2 separate regions of the Homo sapiens genome follow, and region 2 is linked to region 1. The links are chromatin contacts, found by Hi-C in ENCODE. All regions are on one chromosome and are shown on one strand. The core of a region is the stretch at or near the end of the contact, and the rest is flanking DNA. Distances in the headings are between cores, read along the strand shown. Region 1 holds the start of RPS13 (ribosomal protein S13). Region 2 holds the start of USP47 (ubiquitin specific peptidase 47).

Evidence for each region. Hi-C counts contacts between places; a loop is a spot of excess contacts on that map. Pooled maps may share reads with other maps.
Region 2: a map of CD8-positive, alpha-beta T cell shows a loop between it and region 1 (16-fold over the local background). The contact joins the promoter of USP47 here to the promoter of RPS13 in region 1. A Hi-C loop is called at or near these places in 3 of 168 maps with a recorded cell type or tissue (CD4-positive, alpha-beta T cell, CD8-positive, alpha-beta T cell and naive thymus-derived CD4-positive, alpha-beta T cell), 1 of 37 single-sample maps with no recorded cell type and 8 of 50 pooled maps.

The regions. Positions count from the first base shown.
Region 1 is chr11:17,076,249-17,079,069 of GRCh38, reverse strand. RPS13 (ribosomal protein S13) reads left to right here and starts at 1,403. Exons shown (of 6, transcript NM_001017.3): 1 at 1,403-1,451; 2 at 1,593-1,641; 3 at 1,824-1,902. The coding sequence starts at 1,429. RefSeq lists an enhancer at 1,170-1,369.
Region 2 is chr11:11,840,549-11,843,369 of GRCh38, reverse strand. It overlaps USP47 (ubiquitin specific peptidase 47), which reads right to left and starts at 1,398. Exons shown (of 28, transcript NM_001282659.2): 1 at 1,146-1,398. The coding sequence starts at 1,184. It overlaps LOC107984311 (a long non-coding RNA gene), which reads left to right and starts at 1,529. Exons shown (of 4, transcript XR_001748134.3): 1 at 1,529-2,195. RefSeq lists enhancers at 1,155-1,294, 593-1,456, 1,505-1,674, 1,457-2,322.

The sequences.
Region 1 (2,821 bases), core at 154-2,653:
GCTTCATTTGCCCATTCTTTCAACGCATTGTTGTGTACCGGCACTGAGTCAGTCTTTTTCTTTCTTTCCTTTTTTTTTTTTTTTTTTAAGACAGAGTCTTGCTCTGTTGCCCAGGCTGGCGCGCAGTGGTGCTATCTCGGCTCACCGCAATGTCCTTCCCGGCTCCAGAGATTCTCCACCTCAGCCTCCTTCGTAGCTGGAACCAAAGGCACGAGCGAGCACGCCCGGCTAATTCTTTGTATTTATAGAGAGGGGGTTTCGCCATGTTGCCCAGGCTAGGTCTGTCTTAAAAGAGCTTCTTCCGGCCAGGCGCGGTGGCTCACGCCTGTAATCCCAGCACTTTGGGAGGCCGAGGCGGGCGGATCACCTGAGGTCGGGAATTTAAGACCAGCCTGACCAACATGGAAAAACCCGTCTCTACTAAAAATACAAAATTAGCTGGAAGTGGTGGCGCATGCCTGTGATCCCAGCTATTCAGGAGGCTGAGGCAGGAGAATCGCTTGAAGCCGGGAGGCGGAGGGTGCGGCAAGCCGAGATCGCGCCATTGCACTCCAGCCTGCGAATCAAGAGCGAAACTCCGTCTCAAAAAAAAAAAAAAGCTTCTTCCTTGACGGTTCCCTTTTCCCATGAAATTCAAATGCTTCATTTTATCCCTCATCCTCTTGGCCTTTGCAGTCTTGCTCCCAAGGCTCTTCCCTGCCCGCCAACTCTCTCACTTGGGAACATAGCTCCGTAAGCCTCTGCCCAACCCTTCTCCCCGGCGAGCCCAGCGCCCCAGAGCCCTGCGCAGGGGAATTCGAGTGCGGAGGGCGGCAGGCATCCGTGGGGACCTGGTTCAACTCCTTAGACCGGTTCTTCACCGTCAGCGACTCTCCCCTGACAGATTAGGGTAGGATTTAGAAATGAGAAATGGAAGCGCTGGCTGGGCGGTAGCCGCTGCCATGGCTTCCCGTGTGGTCCTCATCACATGCTATTGTATCTGTTAATTTATTAGGCGCAGGGCCGACTCTGAGGGATCTAGTGCCAGGACAAAGCCAGGCACTGGTGAATGAGCAAACACCTGTGTATGGCTGCTTCTTCCAGCCCTACCTGCTCCATACCCACCCCCAGCGCAGCATTCGAATCTTTGTGATCTCGGCGTCCACAGGGAATTTCGACGCAAGCTGGCGTCAGCCTCAAATTCCCGCTCTGGCAACAAGGCTGACCAAAGACCGATGCATGCCGGGATGAGGCTGGATTGACGATCTCTTGCGACGCTGAAATGCATTTCGGGAGATGTAGTCACACAGACGGGCGGTGGCTGCGCAGCGTAGCTCCGCCTCCTGCGTGAGAGGAAGCGGGGACGTGTGAGGTCACTTCCTGCGTGTTGGGTGGCTTCCTGCGGCGTTTCCACTCTCGCTCTCCTTTCGTTGCCTGATCGCCGCCATCATGGGTCGCATGCATGCTCCCGGGTGAGCTCGGGGCATCAAGCCGGATTGCTGGGCGGGGGGTGGGAGGAAGACAGGGAGTGTGGGCAGCGGGCCGAGGGGATGATGTTCTGGGCTGCTCTGGCACTAGCCGCCACCTCACCTCGAGACTGCTTCTCTCCCCAGGAAGGGCCTGTCCCAGTCGGCTTTACCCTATCGACGCAGCGTCCCCACTGTAAGTAGCGCGCTGGGACCGGGGAGAATCCGGGGAGGGGGTTGGCATTTGTCTCGGGTGAAGCGACGCCAGGGTGAGGAACTTGCGTGTATGAGGAGCGCGGTTTTGCGGAAGGAGAGACCGCTGTTCTGCGGCGCCATTCCTGGGTTCTCATCCTAAGGCTGCTTTCTATTCCATAACAGTGGTTGAAGTTGACATCTGACGACGTGAAGGAGCAGATTTACAAACTGGCCAAGAAGGGCCTTACTCCTTCACAGATCGGTGAGTGTTTGTGTCTAACATAGCCTATTTCGCCTGTCCTCGTGTGACTTGTAGGATCTAGTAGGTGGTAAAGTTATTTTAAAAATAGCCAAAACTCTGGTCTCGCCACCGTGCTAGAGGCATCATTGTAAGCACTTCACATGTACTGATTTCGTTTAATTCTGACCACAATACTTTGAAATAAATCTTCATGGCTTTCACCCCAGTTTACAGTTGAGGAAGCAGAGGCACACTGCCGCTGGATACTAACCAGCCCCAAATCACACAGCTGTCAAGTGGAGGAGTTGGAATTGGCTAAGCAGAGTGCCTGACACAGTTCCTCACAGTTAGGTGTGGTTTGAATCTCAGCTGCGTGTGACTTCGTGCAAGTGGCTTCATTCAGCAAATGTTTACCTTCTATGTGCTGAACATGGTTCTGGGGCCTGAGAACATACTACTCTCCGACTCCCCCGCCCAAAAAAGCCAGCCGCAATGTGCCTGTAGTCCCAGATACTTGGGATGCAGAGGTGAGAGGATCACCAGAGCCTAGAAGTCCCAGGCTGCAGTGAGCTATGATGAAGCCACTGCACTCCTGGGTGACAGAGAGACCCCACCTCTTTTTTTTTTTTTTTTTGAGACAGTCTTGCTCTTGTCGCCCAGTCTGGAGTGCAGTGGCGCGATCTCAGCTCACTGCAACCTCCACCTCCTGGATTCAAGCGATTCTCCTGCCTCAGCCTCCCGAATAGGTGGGATTACAGGCGCCCGCCAGCAGGCCCAGCTAATTTGTGTGTTTTTGTTTGAGACCGATTCTCACTTTGTCACCCAGGCTGGAGTGCAGTGGTATGATCTCGGCTCACTGCAACCTCCGCCTCCTGGGTTCAAGCAAGCAATTCTCCTGCCTCTGCCTCTGGAGTAGCTGAGACTACAGGCCGCACCACCA
Region 2 (2,821 bases), core at 149-2,648, 5.2 Mb after region 1:
TCTGCCTTTTACAAAAATCGTCCTTGCAAAACAACTATCACTGCCCTTCTGACAAAGCTGGGAAAATACTTGTATCATACAGGTACATAACTCCAATAATATCACCCTTGCATACTGTCAGAGCTTGCTTAAGTAACAAAGAATTGCTACAAAACAAGTAAAACAGGCACAAAAAAATTTAAGAATCTGTAATGATCACTCATTAATTTCAAGATCGCACACAGTTAATTTCAATCCAACACTTGTCTCTATTTAAGGTATATGAGAAATAAAAATCCAAAGCATTAGCCTGATGATCAGCCAGTTAAAAATACACATTTGAATACGCCGAAGATATTTATAAAGCCAACAGAGATACTATTAATACGTTGAAATTCGCTGGCCAGTGCTGGATTCTACCCTAAATCTTCTACTACTATTCAAGAGAAGCCAAGTAGTCAAGGCTTCTCGTATCACTTGCTTTTAAGAATTTAAGAAGTCACTCAAATTGGCATACACAACCCAACCTCAAAAAAAAAAAAAAAAAAAAAGAGTTCAGCTCTCCATGTGGTAATGTTCTCCTATCTCCTTCCTTTACATTAATGTCCCATGTACTACTTTTCCACGATCTTCGGTAGGCCCCATTTAGGCAGGCCAATAGTACTACCAAGTAACAGGAGTTGAAAAAAGTCGTAACAGTTAAGTCTGCCCTCCCACAGATCTCACTTGGGTGTAGATTTCACAAGCGCTGAAAGCTATACGCTGCCACTGTCAAACCCAGAAGCAGCACCGTCACCCTGCCGTGCCCATAGGCAACTGTTCCAGAATGTTTTCTTTGAAATGATCTCTCCCGGCTCCACACGTTAAACAAGAACTTAAAAGGCCACCTTCTCCCCTAGAGCAGAACCTGATTCTTTCCCGTCCGCTCCTTTATTCGTCCAGCCCCATAAAACCCGAGGCGGGAGGTCCGCTCCCCGGCCCCTAGAGCCAGCGGGTCTCCCAACTGCTCGCCGCACCCACCGTCCACCCCCGACTGCCTCACGCCTCCTCATTCCCCCACAGCCGAGCCTGCACCCCGGCCGGGCCCGCAGCCGAACCCCGGCCCGGGCCTGTGTTGCCTCGAGCGGCCGCAGGCCTAAGGCCTAACCTCCTCTGGGGCCCCTCACCTCTTTCGGGACCAGTTGGTTCTCCTCGCCGGGCACCATCGCTGACTCCGGCCGCTCCTCTCCGCCCTGCCGGGGGAGGGTGGAGGGTGGCGGCGGCTCGCTAGCTCAAGAGAGAATGGCAGCGGCAGTCATCCTCTCCGCCGCCTGCGCTCCAGCAATAGCGGAGGCCTCAGCCTGGGCCTCAGACACCAGCGCGCAGACACCGACCCAGGGCTCCGCCGCCGCCGCCGCCGCTACCACAGCCGCCTTCGTCGTCGGCCCCTCCCCCAGCCCGCTGCAATCAATGGAAAAATGGCGGCGGCCGCTCTCGCGAGAATTCGGCCCGTCGGGCTCCAAGCCCGGCGCCTGGCGTCGGAGGTGGCCGGCACTTGTCGCTAGCTTCTAGTCACCTCGGCTCTTCCTCAGCCCCGGGAGGTACAGAATTGGCGAGACAGCCATGCAAACGCTTTTCGTTAGAGGAGAGCTGGACGTTCCATCTCGGGACTCCCTCTGCCGGCCGGGGAAGGACCAGGCCCACTGTCCTCCCTGCCTTCTCGGGCTCTTCGGACTCTCTGCCCTGCAGGGAAAGACTCGAGCCGAAAGCCCCATCTCTGACCCTAGCAACTCATACCCTTCTGGCTTCCCTTTAGCAAAGCGCCTGGACGTCATCCCCTCTTCAGATACCCCAGGCCTCGTCCTGGTAGAGACACCACCGCGGGCCACCTCCCGGCCCCCGCCCTTAGACACGGCTCTGGCCCTTCCAGTCAGAATGGACAGCGTTTTATTTGCTCCCGTTCACTCTCCTGACGTTCTTTTCCCCTCTCCCCACCCTCCCTCTCAAGGGCCCCCAGCTGGAGGGACCTCAGGGGCCACCCCCTGCTTGGGGAGGCAGCCACCCCTTCCCTTATGAAGCGGTGTCCTCACCGCCCGCCCCCCGCAACTACATTGGAGAGGCGCTCCCCTGCCCTCTTCCAGGGAACTTCCTTCTCCATCAGGGCCAAGTCTGAGACTGAGCTAGCCTTCCAAGAGTAGAGCTGCAGTATGCTTCAACCTGTGATCTCCGTTAACAAGGTTTTTAGAGAATTTTAATCTTCTCTAGTAGTAAGCATGGTGCTTTGTGTTATACTAAACAAAGTTTGCAGAAGTCATTTCTCCAAATCCTGCTTCCATTATGGAGACTCGGCGGGGCTCCTTCATGAAGACTTTTATGGATACAGTGATCTTACAGCATGCTGAGATAATATAATCTTGTCATGTTCCTAACACCCACAGCATTAACTGCCTGCACTTGTGTTCTCCAAACTTTTTTTTATTGTAATCCCGTTACCAAAAAAAAATCCATATACTTATATAAGTTTTATACGTGTCCTGCTGTGTGCAGAATTATAAAACATTTGTAAAATGTAAAAAGGCTAAGACAAAGATGACATAAACATTTAAAATAACTTAGTTATTTTCCATATTAATGGTATAAAAATCTTTGTTATTCTCACTAAAAATATTTAAGGAAATCAATATGATTGACTAGGTTTCGTTAGTTTTAAAAATCTTTAATACTTCGTGAAATAGTTATTAAAATATCTGATTGAACGTCAGGTTATTTTTGTACTTGGTTTTAATGGCTGTCATAAGCTGAAAAAAAGGTAACTCACAAAGATGTAGATCCTAAAGGAGGAAGTACATCTTTGGCCACTCTT